Linked DNA regions of Mus musculus: region 1 is linked to region 2. Evidence: chromatin loops called from intact Hi-C (ENCODE). Cell type or tissue: left cerebral cortex. All regions are shown on one strand.

Region 1 (8,000 bases), 150 kb after region 2:
CACAGGACTCTGTACGCAACGTACACCACAGCCTCATATTTATTAAGGTACTAGCTATCCCTTGAATCTTGGTGTGCTGTATAGTTTAATGTCAAGTTGAAACAACCTCAAGTTATCTGTGACGAGGGAGCCTCAATTAGGAAAATGTCTCCATATGATTGGTTTGTAGACAGATCTGTAGGATATTTTCTTAATTAGTGATTAATGGGGGGTAAGCCCAGCCCACTGTGGGTGGTGCTATCCCCCTAGGTTGTCCTCAGTGCTATATGAAAATAGGCTGAGCAAGCCATGATAAGCAAGCCAGTAGATAGCATTCCTCTATGGGCTGTACATCAGCTTCTGCCTCCATGTTCCTGCCCTTGTTTAAGCTCCTATCCTGACCTCCTTTGATAATGAACGGAGATGTGGATGTGTAAGCTGAATACACCCTTCCCTCCATAGCTTGCTTTTTGATCGTGCTGTTTCATCACAGCAATAGAAACCCTAACTAAGACATTTGATGTAAATAATATTGCTGGTCTAAGCATGGGTTCCCACATGCTCAGCCATGGTGGACATAACTCTGTTCTTGTGTAGTGAGTATCTGTAAAATGCATGTCGTCCTATTCTAGAATATCACCTCCACAAGGGTTCTAGTCTCATATGCTACGGTGAGAAAATGCTCAAACAAAACAACTATACTTCCTAGTCACAGCATATCACCAAGGAGATTCAGGGCAGGAACTCAACAAGGTTGAAAAGGAAGCCTGCCTGCTCCCTTGCTCACACACTCATGCTCACTTAGCTTTCTAAGTAGCTTTCTGGGTAGATCACCTACCCAGGGAATGTGGATGTCCACAATAGATTAGGCCTCCCTATAGCAATCAAGACAATCCTCTCCAAACATGGCCACAGGCTGAATCTGATGCCTACAGGCCCTCAATTGAAACGTCATCAGATGATTCTAGGCCAGTTCACATGGACAGCTGCAGCTAACTAGGATAAGGGATGAGACCACATTTTTGAGTCACAATCATCATTCACACACTGCCTAACAAAAAAAGCACAAACCACATGACTTGCTGATTCACTGGCAGGAAGTCAGAGGATATGGTCAAATGTAGACAAGTGTTAAGAAAAGTTACAAAAGATTGATGTTCATGGAAATGTCGCAGCAGCAACTTTTCTAACTTAGGTCAAGAGAGACATGGAAACAAACCAAAGAAACTAGTTCAGAGGACTTTAGCAACTGCACCCACATCCCAGTTATGCTGTTCAGAAGACAGCAGCTGCATGGCTCATACAGTCAAAGTCTTGAAAACTCTCTGGTCTCACTGTAAGTCAGGGAATTTATATATTTGAAATTCAGGCTACTGTAAAAAAAATAAGCTCGAAAGAATTTACTTTAAGTTATCATAGCAGAGTTTACACATGTTTAAAAAGTTACAGAGGAGGAATTCTAGAAAGCCTTCACTGCTTGTACCAATGAGTCAAAGAGCTTCAGTAAGCATGAAGATTGATAGAAGTTTGAGGACACCCTGGTTGCAGGGTGAAATTCAGGCTACCCTGAGCTACAAAGAGACCATGTCTTTAAAAAAGTATATGGGTGGGAAAAGGGACTGGGGACACAGCTCAGCTGTTAGAGCACTTACCCATCATGAAACTTAGCACTGAATGAACAGTTAGTGGGGGGTGTGCCTGCAAATCAAGGCACTATGGTGGTGGAAGTAGGAGCATTATAAGTTTGAGGATATCCTTGTCTACATGAGGATTTGGAGGATAGCCTGGGCTACATGACACCTTATCTGAAAAAAAATATTCTTTTGAATTCTAGAAAAAAATCATACTACACACACACACATACACACACACACACACACACACACACACACACACACACACACACACTCAACAGTACAGAACCAAGATACCAGATTGACCATTCTTACTGGGGCATGGAGGCTTAAATCTATAATCCTAGCACTGTGGAGACTGACGAAAGCTGGGTTAGAGCTCAGCTATTAAAGTGCTTGATACTCCACCTGAAACCCTGGGTTCCATCCCTAGGAATGCATAAAGCAGACACAGCAGTACACACCTGTGATCCTAGAGAGGGAGAAGTTAGAGGATCAAGAGTACAAGGTCACCACCCTCAGCGAGGCCAAGACAGGGTGGGTACACAGGGCACATGAGGCCATACCTCAAAAACAAAAAGAATAAAGAAAGAAGTGAGTGGCCATCCTAAAAGTTTCCTATAGACTTGTGTCTGGGAAAAAACCATGAATTTTCAAACAGGTATGAGTGACATGCTGCTCATAATTTTTACGCATTAGCCAAATGCAGACGGTCGGGGAGAATGTATTATTCAAACAGGGTGCACGTTTGGTAATGGAAAGGGTGAGGGGAGATGCTGCCTTTAATTTTAATGTGCCTGGCATGCTGGAAAAAAATTATTGGCATCTGTATGTGTATGTCTGGGTGTTTTGCTGGGACATGTGTTGTATGCAACTCTGTTTATTATCAGTAAATGAAGCCAAAAGCTAAGTTGAAAATGAATGCTAAATTAAAAATTATATAAAGCAGAGTGAAGTGATTTAATTAACAGATTATAAGTGAGATGTTGCAGAGCAAGAATGAGTTTGGGAGGAGAAGTGGGGGATGAGCTGGGTGGGAAACCCGCCGCTTCCGTTGATTTGCTTAGAAACACTAATACAGGCGCAACATGTTTGCCAGTCTTTAACCAGAGCCTCAGAGACAGTCAATAAACTTGCTTAATTAAGCCACCAGTTTGGAGCACAGGGTTCAAAACAAATTGCCTTCTGTTTCACAGCAAATAGGAGGAAACATAAGATACAGTATACTGTCTGCAAAAAAAAAAAAAAAAAACAGAACTGCCTGAGTATTTCAAAGACTTTTAAATACGAATTAGGTGCATTGCTTCCATGTGGATATGCCATAAGCTGTCCTGTAGATTCAGCAGCAAACTTCTGAAATAAATTAGTATAAGTATGGGCCAGCAAGTGCTGAACGGTGAGCTGGGTGCCCTTACGTGGGCCACCTGGATTTCTCTTCTGTGTCACCTGTATAATAATTCTGTAAAATGTAAGTTTTATACATGGACTCATGGCTATGTCGGTTCTTGGGTATGTGGAGGTCAGAGGATAACTTAAGGGTGTTTCTTGGTGCTCTGGTACCATCTATCTTATCTTTTTGAGACAAGGACTCTCCCTATCCTGGGCCTTCAGATAGGCTGAGCTGACTATTGGCCAGTGAGCCCCAGGAATCTGACTGCCTCCACACCTCCTCAGGGTTGGGATTTAAAGCAAGCCCGAGACTACTCATTACTTATTACCTGTGTGCATGCTTGTCTATGTATGGGTATGTGTACCTGAGTGCAATACCTCTGGAGGCCAGAAGAGGGTACTGGATTCTCAAGACCTGATGGCACAGGCAGTTGTGAGCCACCCAGTTTGGGTGCTCGGAACTGAACTCTGGTCTTCTGAAAGAGCAGCCAGCATCTTAACTGCTGGCACATTTCTCCAACTCGATATTTTGTTGTTGTTGTTGTGGTGGTGGTTATTGTTTGGTTTTCATCTTGTTTTTGTTTGTTTCTTTGTTTGTTTGTAATAACCTGGGTCCTAAGGAATGAATGTGGTTTCTCAGATATACTTTACCTACTGAGCTACTCCCTGCTGTGGAAGTTAGGGTAGTTTCTAAGGCCACTCTAGAAGGGAAAACAGAATTCATGCCTCGACGTTTTAATGCAATGCCTGTGGTATTTCCTTCTGACTATCTGTCTTCTTCCCAGGGTCTACCAGAAAAGAAGCTGTGATTACCTGAAAGAAAACAGCTGTCCATCAACTGAGCCACCTCCTGGAAGCTTCCCAGACTCACATCCATGATAATATCCTAAGGAACATGACATGTGTTTTCATAAAGGAAACAGGAGGATTCCAATGGTAGGGGTTTTCAAAATGGAGACATATTTAAAGTTGTCGACTTGGGACAGTGGTCTGGCTCTTCGGGTAAAAGCACTTGCTACCAGACCGGATGGTCTGAATTTGATCCCTCTGATACCGACATGGTGAAAGAAAAAGTCAACTCTTCCTGCAAGCTGCTCTCTGACCTTTCATCTCTGGGCTACAGCACAAGTTTCCCCAATACAAACAGCTACAATAATAAATAGATAGATAGATAGATAGATAGATAGATAGATAGATAGATAGATAGATAGATAGATAATCAAAAATACATAGTCAACATCCACTATCACTTCACATGAATCCAATCTATCCCTATCCCTATTCCTATATATGAAATACACTTCCAACTGAGTGTGCTACATGGGCATTTTTTTTTTTTTTTACATAAAACGTCACAGGATCCCAAACACAATATTCCCCTTAAAAGAAGATAACAACAAACAGGGAATCAGATCCATATTCTTTTTAGAAATTCAGAGATTCTTTCTAGCACTATTACTGCTGTCTACCCAAAAAAAAAAAAAAAAATGGATCTAAGAACTTTTGTCACACAAAACAAACATCGGAATATTCCAAGTTTTTCTGAAATTGAATTTGGCAGAATGGAAATAGATCCAAGTGTTCTGTGTCGCCATATGTCATCCGAGCTAGGTAACATGGAAATATGTAAATTGGCCCAGGAGCTCATCCCAGGCTCCCTACCCACACCCTATAATAGCAGAAATGAATCAGTCTCATGAACGGTGGAGACGATAAGTAGATGGTATGGCTCCAGCAGCCAACTGGTCTTCCCAAACTTCCAGAAAAGCACAAAACAGTAACTGGGGAAACAACAGCAGAGTTCAGAATGGTTAGCGAGGGTGGTATTTTTGGTCTCGAAATTAAGCATTGTTTTCTTCCCCTGGTGAACACTTGACACAGCACACATCCTGGTCCTGCAGAATCAGCCTACAGCAAGGCCTTTCCACCTGTATGTCAGAAGCCTCCCTCACAAGTCTGAGTTGTTACCCCACTCTGTTTCTATCAGAAAAACTCTGCTGGATTTAATTTTAGTGATTTCTTAGTAAAAAAAAAAAAAAAAAAAAAAACACTTCATCTTTCTTTAAAATGAAAAGGGAAAGAAAAGTCAGCCTAGATAGTACATACGTGAAGGTGGGTAATAGAAAAAAGACAAAAGTTCCAGGCCAGCCTGGGCTACAAGATACCCTGTCTCCAAAGAGCAAAGGTTAATTAATTAAAAATTAAATGTGTGTGTGTGTGTGTGTGTGTGTGTGTGTGTAGATGTATACGGTGTACATATAAGTGTGCTAGCACACGCATATCACATTAATTACTTTTCTATTGTTGTGCTAAAACATCATGACCAGGGCAATTTATAAAGAAAATTTTAACTGGGCTTATGGTTAACAGAGGGTTAGAGTCTGGAATGAAGCACAGCAGCAGGAACAGTTGAGAACTCGAATCTTAAAATCCTAAGGAGGAGGCTGAGTGCAGGGGGTCCAATGTCTGGCCCCATGACACAATTTCATGAACAATGCCACACCTCCTAATCCTCCCAACAACTGAGGACCAAGTATTCAAACATATGAGCCTCCGGGGGCCGTTGTCACTCAAGCCACCATACGAATGCAGAGGACAAAGTAGGGTGCTGTGTGCCCTGCTCTATCACTACCAGCCTTATTCCCTGGAGACAGGATCTGGAATGAGCATGAGGATCACTAAGCCCCAGGGATGCTCCTATAGTCAACCCCTACAATGCTGAGGTTATATGCACATACAAACCATGTGCGTACATTTTACACTGCTGCTACACATTCAAATGCAGATCCACAGGCATGAATAGCAAGTGTTACTACCCACAGGGCCATCTTCCTCACTCCAACATAACAGTCTGGAGAACAATTTGAAACTATCACGATTTGAAAAAACAACTCTGACTTAAAAAAAAAAAAAAAAAAGAGGGAGGTGTGACTGGGAGAGCCGTGCAAGGGAAAAAAAAATGACAAGAGGCAAGGAAAAGAGAACAGAAGAGCTAAAAGGATACATTCTTCATGTCTGGGGTGAGAGAAATACTTGCAGCCTCTCCTTTAGTAATGCTAACATGGTCTGGCATGCCTGGGAGTAAATCGATACTAAGTACAGTCCAGGAGAGACTGCCATCTTACATAAAGCTCTGACTGCAAAATAGACACAAAAGACACACGATACTCTCCAAGGTCCTCAACAGCTATAATCTCCATGCCTGGCAGCTCATCTGACATTGACTTTTGCTGCCTCCTGGTCCCTTCTTCACTGATTCCAGCCTCTTTCCCTTCCTCCTCTAGCTAATCCTCTTTGTCCTCATCTTCCCTATCCTCCTCTCCTTTGTGGTTTTTCTCTTCATGTTCTTACTGCCACTCCTCTTCTCTCTCTTGCTCCCCTCCTCCTCCTCTTCTTCCTCCTCCTCCTCCTCTTGTTTTCAGAGGCACATCAAGGTGTCAAAGCTAAACCTCCCCTCCAAGAACTTAGCATAGGGATGAATCCCAGGCTGGCCACAGGACAATGCATACCATGAGAATGTGTCAGGTAGAGTTTATAAGGAAGGACCTGAGCTTGGATCTCAAGGGGCCAAGGCAGAAGACTTCAAATGTTGCTGCCCGTGGGAGGTGGACACTGGTTTCCTGATTAGATCCTATCAGAGCTGATTCACAAGCTTCCTTTCCTCTCCCACTTGCCACCTCTGCCTTTGGCAGCGTGCACACATAAAGGAAACGACAAGAGACTCTCTCCACCCAGCCTTGGTCCCTTCCAGAAGTGTCCTTTAGAGCCACGAAACCACAAAGGCTTTTGAATTTAGATAACTTTTATGGTCAAGACTAAAAATCCTTTGCTGGTAATAGGAAATGTCATCTGGAACCCACTGGGCAGTCATAATTTCCATTTATAAATAGAAAATATAAAGAGGACGTCTTATCTGGGTGATTTAATACATGTCTCTGCTTATTACTGTCTTCAAAGTGCCTTTTGCACAAATCTGATTTCGACTGTGCAATAAAGATTCATTATCCTTTTACATAGCAGCCTTTCTATTTCTGTGCAGGATCTAATTAGGAGAATACCAACTATTCTATAAACAGATGCTAATCGTGGAGTGGAAACACTTTCATTTTAGAGAGAAGACAGTGCTGAAATTTTACTAAAAAAAAAATGCCACATCTGCATACAGAATACAGAGTGGGAAGAGAACGGGGTGAGAGGGTAGCTGGCTGTTCTTTCATCTTGACAATAAGCTAGTCTTGCTGCAAACAGCCAGAAAATTACTGTAAGGTTGGAATGAGAGAGACGGTACATAATTCAATCTCTACACCTTAATAGAGTGTTATATTCCTATGAGTTATGTCTTTACTTTTAAAAATCATACCCTCTATTTTCTTTCGGCTGACCTAATGTGTCATTACTGCTATAACATGGAAGAGGTGTTCCACTGAACAGTGGCAGCATTAAGAGGAAACCCCTTTACTTTTTAGAAAAGCAGAGCTACATACACAGTTGTGAGAAATTATGAACACATGATACTAAAATGACCGCAAAGAGCAGCTGTAAGGAGTACAGGTGTGTGAGAGGGTCATACTGGATGGGCACATCTGAGAAGCAATTTACAGATGTGCATATATTCAGTGGGCCAGAACAGGCGTACTCACTTATGACCTGCATCAACTTATGCCATTTGCTTCCGCTTTTCCACCTGGTTTCCCCAGGACCGAGGAGGGATGGCTACCTCGGTGATACCCCATGCGCAGCCTTTGTTCCACTGTTGTCTTCTGCAACCTACAACATCCGACAGCTTGACCTTCCCAAGAACGACACCTCATCTGGATATCTAAAGGCACAGCGATGTCTTTTCTTTGTTAGCAGTTGAGATTTCTTTCATGAATATATCAAAATAAAACAAATGACTCCCTACTTTCCACCATACAAATTCAGCTTCATGCTCATGATATGACTGAATTTCCAAACAGGCCCCACAGACCCCTAACGTACATCCTTCAACTGTTGGGG
Region 2 (8,000 bases):
CAGGTTCATTTGCCCACTGGCCTATTCCACCCGTGTGTGTGTGTGTGTGTGTGTGTGTGTGTGTGGCTATGGCACGCAGTTCCAGTACTGAGCCATATTCCTAGCCCTTATTATTAGCATAAACACTGATAATGATATGTAGGGTCAAAAGCAACTAAGAGGCTTGGCCTACCACTGAAATTTGAGCAACAACACACATATGTGCACGTATATGTGCATACACATGCACACATGCCAAAGCCAGGTGTAAATTCTTAAGGGAATGGAAAATAGCTGTCCTTTCAAAACAACTAAGAAAACCTTAGGGAGACAGGTATCATGCAATAACAACCAACGAGCCTGTTTGTGGAGCAGCTTTGAGAGGCAGCTGCTGATTCCTAAATGAATAGAACAGGTTCTCAACCCTTGCTTTTCTTCTCTGTTGAAAAGATGTCAAGGTGAATCCAGAAAATGCTTCAAGCTGCTGCTTGCCTTGAGGTGTCACGGGCTCACCCTCTGTCTGTTCTTGATAAAGAGACAGCCCCAGTGCAAGAAAAGAGCAGCAAAGTGAAGAAGAAAAGAGACAAATTGGATGCTCAACAACCAGGCTTTCAAAGGAGACAAGCACTGAAGGCTGAACGGGGAGTGTGAGCTGTGAATTACAGAAACCAAATTCTTTCAAAAGCAGAACATATTTGTCGATTATTTTTCTTGGCACCGGGGAGCCAGACGAGAACAAGGAAAGAGCAAGATCCCAGCCCCCACCTTTAAAATTATGCATAGGCGCGCATCGGTGTCTCTGTGTGGGCATGTGCAGGCAGTGCGGTGCTTGAGGAGGCCAGAGAAGAGCATGGGTATGCTGGAACGAAAGTTAAAGGCAGTTGTTAGCTGCTCAACAAGGGTGTGGGAACTGAACTCAGGTCCTCTGGAAGAGATCTCCTTAAGCACTCAGCTAGCTCTCTAACCCCCAATTTCTCTTTTATGATCCCATGTGCTGTCTTCTCCATGACAACAGTGCCAAGAAGGTAAAGGAGGCATATCATGTGGGATACAGCCTGACAGAGGACTGAATGCTAAACAAGACTCTATCCTTAGCTTTCTGCCATTCACAAGAGCCAAGCACCCTGCAGGTTACTTCCTGGGACTCCTAAAATTGTCAAAGTTAACCTGGGGTCATGTTTCAGGACAAACCTCACCTGTGGAGCAGATGAACCCCAGAAGGCAGGGCTCTGAAGCTGGCCACTCTGGCGAGGACTGCTGGCTGGCAGGACACCATGTTCCTCCCACCCTTGTCAGTAGACATTTCCTGGGGAACTCTAGAAGCCAGTTCTCAGAGAAGACATATGGTGCTTACTCAGTATGGAAGAGTGCTAACGAGACCAAATGAGATGGGCGAGGGGAAAAGCTGACAGGAGGTGAGAACCAGCCTGGAGGACAGAGGTGGGCTGCTGCCTCTGTAAGGAAAAGCCCAGCTCCCAGCCGAGGGCTCTTCTCCTTGGTGGTGAGAACAGCTGTACTGGCAAACCTCGTCACCCCATCCTCCACGGTTCTGAGTCACCCAGAAACTGGTCTCTCCTCTAATCCCACCATAAAACAAGAAACTGACACTCTCACATGAGGCCTGTCGTTGGAAGGGTGAATGGCTTCTAAAGATTACAGGAAGAGGGCAGGGAGGACAGCACAGTGGGCAAAACATTTGCTAGACAAGCTTGAGGCCATAACTTGCTATGCATTCAAGGACGAGCTTGAATTTCTGATCCTCCTGCCTCCACCTCCCTAGTGCTGGAATTACATGTATATGCTACCATGCCTGGTGTGTTAAGTGCTCGTGGATGGCACCCAGGGCTGTACATTCTAGACGAGTTCTCTGTTAGTAGAACTGTATTCCCAGCACATCAAAATATGTGTTTAGTCTCTAGAAAGCACATAAGCAAGCTGGGCATGGTGGTGTGTCCTTGTTATCACCATGCTAACCTGCAATGCTGCAGAAGCAGAGATGGGCTTCCCGAAGCTCAGTGGCGAAGGAGCCTAGTCTGTCTAGTCCACATGAGCTCCAGGTCAGAGACCTTGCCTCAAAAACAAGGTGGTAAGTGAGTTAATAAGACATCTGGCCGTGACACACAGCTGTACACACACACACACACACACACACACATACACACACACGCACACGAGCTCGAGCAATGTCTGGAAGACAGCAAGTGGCCAAACAATGGTGGGGTTGTCAAAGCTGGAGTGTCTCCACACAATCTTATCAGAAGGACCAGCCACAGTTAGCAGGCGGAAGCAGGCGGAGCACGCATTGGTTGGTTTTCAAAATATGTTATTTCCAATACTCAACAGATGTTCTTTGAATTCTGATGTGAAAATACAGGCTTTTTTATTTATTTTTTTCACTGACAGACTCAAAGTACACTTAATATAATAATCTCGCAAAGTCCAAAGATTATCTCACAGTTTGGAAAATACTATGTTGAGTCATTAGTCCCATGACTCAGTATTTTCAAAACTCACCAGATAAATATGGTATGCTAAGACTTCCTGGTAACGACCTTCTATTTTTGCAAGAAAAAAAACACAGCAAGACTTCCCAGAAGCCTCAATTAAATCTGGAAAATGTTTGTAAGATATTCGCAGGCACAAAACTCGAAACATGCGCAAATGTTTTCGGAGATTATGGCTCTGGGATGAGTCTGTGCTGTCATTCATTTAAAAAAAAAATTGGAGCGCTTCCAGTGGGCTGGGTAGTTTCCTAGGCTGAGGGAACAGAGAGTGGGGAAGACAGTAGGCCAGGCCTCGGCAGCAGGAGCTCCTATCTGTGGCTGTACAGACAGCTGCAAACTGCAAGAACTCGCTCTAGCAGGGTTGGCAGGCTCAGGATGCTGCAAAGGCACCTGACTAGTTTGGAAAGTGATCAATCGTGCAATTAATTTTATCTTTTAAAAATACGCATTGTTTGTGGTGGACTGGGAAACATGTTTGACACACAAACCTGGCAAACATGAGTTTGACTCCCAGAACTCACATGGTAGAAGAGAACTGAACCCACAGAGTTGACTCTCAACTTCTGCGCATGCTTTATAGCGTGCACACGAGTGTGCATACACACACACACACACACACACACACACACACACATCTTTAAAAACTGAATGTATTTCATGTATGTACATGCGATTATACATGCATGTGTAGGTCAGAGGCTAACCTTAGCTAGGATTCTTCAATGGCTGTCCATCTTACTGGGCCTCACCTATTCAGTTAGACAGGCTCTCCAGCAAGCCTCACAGATCCACCTGTTTCTGCCTCCCCACTGGTGCTAAGATTACAAGCTTGAGATATTTATAAGGTTGAGCCACCTACTTTTTTTTTCTTTTTTCCCTTCTTTTTTTTCCTTTTCTTTTCTTCCCTTTCCTTTTTTTAATGTGGGTTCTGGGGATCAAACTTGGGTCCCCAGTCTTAATAGGCAAACACTGAACCAACTGAGCTCTCTCTCATCAGACCCTGACTACTGTCATGAGTCAGTGCGTTATCTCCCAGAAGCAGTTTTATCTGGGGAGCTAGGAAGGTCTTTGTGATACCTGCACAGAGCTGGGACTGAGGAAGCCCTTGGGGGATGAGGCAGCAGGATCACACCAGGGAGGAAGCAGGGCTAATGAAAGATACGCTGAATGACAGCAAAAGAAATTCTAGACGAGAACTCTTGACTAAACACAAACAAAACCAATAGTTGTTCTCTCTGGCCTCCTCTTTAGGTGTGGTAGTACATGACTACAATCTCAGAACTACTGAAGTGGAGGTAGGAAGATCAGGAGTGCAAAGTCAATCTTGAATATATATACGGTATTTCTTAAAACTAATATGGACACCTTTTTAGGATGTGGTGACACATACTACAAACTGTAAAGAGTCTTAACCTATAAATACTGAACCAGAATATCTTGCAGTGAGAGGTCTAACAACATTTTTACTGTGTGTGTGTGTGTGTGTGTGTGTGTGTTTGGTAGTAATAAGGATTTAATTCAAGATTTTGTACATGCTAGGAATAAGTTCTACCACTGAGCTGTGGCCTCAGCCTATCAATGGGGGATTCTAGGCAAGTGCTCTATGGCTAAGCTACATCCCCAGTTCTTTGTAGAGGGTTCTACACAAAAACTCTACTACTGAGTGACATCCACAGCACCTCACTGGGAGATTCTAACCATATGCTCTACCATGGAACTATGCCCCAAGCCCTCACTGGGAGAATCTAGGAGGCAGGTGCTGTCCCCACTGATACACACCCACAATCCCTCTCTGGAAAATTCTGGGCAAGAGGTTTACCACACCCTCAGCCCTCCAGCATGTATTCACTGTGGCCTTCATGGGACTGTGATATACACCAAAGTCTAAGAACCATTAATTTCTATTATTCAAAGTGACAGGGACTTCTATCCACAAATAATGCAAACATCTCTCTCTTATTCAGTATGTTGACAAGTTTAAGGTGAATCAGGACAGCAGAAGAACATTCCTAAAATACGATACACTTTGGAATTAATTCATACATCAAGATGAAAGTGGATCCTCTATTTTACTCATGTTCTCCAAGGAAGACTAGTCACCTAGAGTCTATGTGAGCATCTTTGCATTCTTCTTGCTGTTTTCTATATAGCTCTATCTGCAGGCATCAGTATCTTGATGGTGAACCCAAATCTTTCAACATAGCTCCCCCCACTTTTTTTTTTCCTCCACTGAAAAGTTGCTGTGAAATAGAAAATGAAGTTTTCACTGGTACCAGCCAAACCTACAAAGTGGCTCCTTTATGATGAATTCGTGAAAATATGTAATGTTATGAGAGAAGAGGAGGGTATTTACAGTGTCTAAGCTTAGCAAGGTAGAGCGGCGAGCCAAAGTATGATTTCGTTTTGGCTCCCAAGGCATGTGGCACACAAAATGTTTCTATAAAGAAAAAAAAAAATGAAGATTTGGTTCTGAGTTCAGTGAAATCACAATTTCCATTTGGCTGTTTTTGAGGCACTTGCCATTTGGAGCTCAAGGGAGTCACCGACCTCCTTCCAGCAGAGGGAGAAGAGTGATTCCAAGAGAAGACAGAGGTCAATGCCATGCCTAGAACTGGAGAGGCCAGGCTGGACCAGGTCACTGCTTAAGCCACCCAAACTCCCCAGAATGCGCTTTATCCCAATATAAATTGAATTATAAGTGTAATGTTGTTTTCACAAGCTTACAAAAGCATAGAGAGACCGCCATGCTCATAGAGCCATAGAGAAAGCCTTAAGCATATAACACCATAGAGGATCATGTGATAAAGGACCCGCTAATGGCGACCCTCCACAGTCTGCACACATGAGTATTGCAGGGTATGAATGCTGGCAGGCACTCTTCCTTATACTCAACCCTTGAACCTCAGTTGACTAAAAAAAAAATCTGAGTTCACATATTATTCAGAATTGTCTTGACAGTAACTTAAATGACTGTCACCCACCAAGTTCAAGTTTTCATAATTTCTGATTTTTACAGAGGCGAAAAGGATTCATTCACTCAATCAATACATACTTAGAGTATATGACATCAAGTGGTATACTATTGCTGTGTTAGGAGATATGACAATGGGAAAGACACAGGTCCTGTTTATGAGGACCACACGTGACAAGTACATGAATAACTGCCATCGAAGACAAAGTGTGAAAAATCCAGGCCTGGAAGATGGCAAAGGCACTTGCTGTCAAGGCTAATGACCTGCGTTCCATCCCCAGAACCAACATAGAAGGTCAGAACTGAGACCTGCACATTTTCTCTCGACCTCCACATTCCCCCAATGACCCGCCCCCACACACACAAGTAAATAAAATTGAATAGAACAAAACATCCTTTCCTGTTACTTACATAGACGTAGGTGAGGAATTCTGGAACTCCAAAGGAGCAAGAAAATGTATTTTAACAAGATCTCGCTGAGATGAAAGAATGTTAACACTTAAGAGCTGAGACAAAGGTAAACAACCCATTATGGAGTGGGATGAGTGTCTAGGGCCCTGTCTGACCCTCCCGGAGAATCCATAGACAGTTACCAGTTGCTAGCAAGGGAAGTGGCTCAGCTCTTATATCCCCACTCTTTCCAGAGTATCTACAGACAATTAACAGTTGCTGGAATGGAGGGGTGTCACAGGCTGCTCCCTGAGGATGTATGGACAGTTAAGGGGAAGTGGATCACGAGGCCCTGCCCCCTTCTTCAGGACCTCACCTGACTGCTCCGTGTTACTGTGGTGGAGTCATTTTCTTTGGTGGAGCAAGGACTGACAAAGAGCTTGTGCTCCTGTAAATAAGCCTTCACCATGCTCCTATAAAGAGCCCTAGTTAAGCTCATTGGAACACATACAAAAAGAAGGCATAAAAGTAGAAGAGTATGGGAGAAAGACGGGGATCAGAGAGAAAGAGGACAAGAAAGGGTTGTGGGTGGTGACTATTGTTAAAATATATTCATATACATATATAGAAATGTCACCTGAAATCTACTATTATGCATAATGAGTATGAACAAAATAGAGTGTAAACAGTCGTGAAAACAAAGGACATTTTAGATTAAATCTATAAGATATTTCAATGGTTTGTATATGAGTGGCACTATTAGAAGGTGTGGGCTTGTTGGCATAGGGTGTCACTGTGGGTGTGGGCTTTTAAGACCCTCATCCTAGCTGCCTGGAAGTCACTATTCTACTAACAGCCTTAAGATGAAGATGTAGAACTCTCAGCTCTTCCTGCACCATGCCTGCCTGGATGCTGACATGCTCCCATCTTGATGATAATGGACTGAACCTCTCTGAACCTATAAGCCAGCCCCAATTAAATGTTGTCCTTATAAGAGTTTCTTTGGTCATGGGATCTGCTCAGAGCAGTAAAACCCTAACTAAGACAGACGTGTTGGTGCTTAGAACCTAGAAACACGGTAAAGAAGGGTTCCAGTTTTGCTTATGCTACAACACAGAGGCCGTGCGGAAGAATGAGAAACAAAGCTGGAAAGATAGGAGCTATGTGAACGCTCAGTTAAGAGATCAGAAGGTTTGAGGGATCTGAAAGACTGTTGGTTAAGGAAGCAACATAACAACAGGTCGTTGGAGAATGACGACGACTTGGCAGCCGTGTTAAAATGGAATGGGACAGGGTGAGAGGCATGTCTGGTGACAGTCTAGAGAACAGGAGTGAAGCCTTGGACCTAGATGAGGACAAAGAGAAGCAGGGATGATGGATGGAGAGTCTCAGCCAAGATGGAACCCAAGAGCTATTGACTACACGATGGCTGTCATCTTTGGCAGACACGGAGGTGATAGATGTCCGGCTTCCGACGTGGGTTGCGCCGTGGCAGGAACTCAGCAAGACAGCATCTGCCAGCGTGTGAGTTCTGTTGTAAGTGATGAGTTGGAGAGCTGGCAGGACATCGGAGTGGTGAAGAGATTCTGGACTCTATCCACACAGAGAGGAACCATATGGCGCTACGAGAATCGGCGAGGAGAAAATAGAAAGAGTGTGATAGAAGTGGGCAGCTACACTCGGGAAAAGCACTGAACACTGAAGTCAAAGGTGCAGAAGCCAAAGGATAAAATGGTTGTCAAAAGAGTGTCGCGTCACCTTATGGTCATGGGCTGGGATTTGGAAATGAGATGGTGCCATGAATTGCACGTAGAGAAATCATAGTCAAGCAACGAAGGCAGAAAGATGAGCACAAGAAGCTTGCTAAGAGTGGGTGGGAAAGATACCCAGCGTGCAAACTGTGCTTTCTAAAGGACTTGTGGTAAAGAGATGGGAGAGTAGCTTGGGGAACTCGAAGGGGCATCAGGAGGTCAGCGGATGCTAAAATTTGTGAATGTGGAATGTTACTCTAAGTAGACGAGAGAAATCAAGGAAACAAGCAACAGCCGATTCTGGAGAAAGCTGGAAGGACCAGAAGACACAAAGCAAGGGATCATCTTAGACACAGGGGTGAACATGAAACTATTCAGATGAATGAGAACAAAGTAAGTCTGAGA

What was found. Peaks named below come from ENCODE experiments on the same cell type or tissue, not always from the same donor. Only the 100,000 strongest peaks of a DNase experiment are listed, where the experiment ranks them.
Region 1: it touches region 2 in a loop (4-fold over the local background); 2 of 42 quality-filtered maps call a loop at or near these places.

Annotation. Positions count from the first base shown.
Region 1 is chr5:131,961,065-131,969,064 of GRCm38, forward strand. The region is part of intron 4 of Auts2 (autism susceptibility candidate 2); the gene reads right to left. Among named protein-coding and RNA genes, the nearest start is that of 4930563F08Rik, 85 kb to the left of the region's middle. In left cerebral cortex, a CTCF peak has its summit at 3,373 (motif pointing right); DNase peaks (open chromatin) are centred at 1,019, 4,631, 5,803, 6,048 and 1 more place.
Region 2 is chr5:131,812,142-131,820,141 of GRCm38, forward strand. All of the region lies in intron 4 of Auts2 (autism susceptibility candidate 2), which reads right to left. Among named protein-coding and RNA genes, the nearest start is that of 4930563F08Rik, 64 kb to the right of the region's middle. In left cerebral cortex, no CTCF peak of the experiment used is centred here; DNase peaks (open chromatin) are centred at 772, 1,364, 2,273, 2,671 and 2 more places; H3K27ac peaks cover 2,862 bases.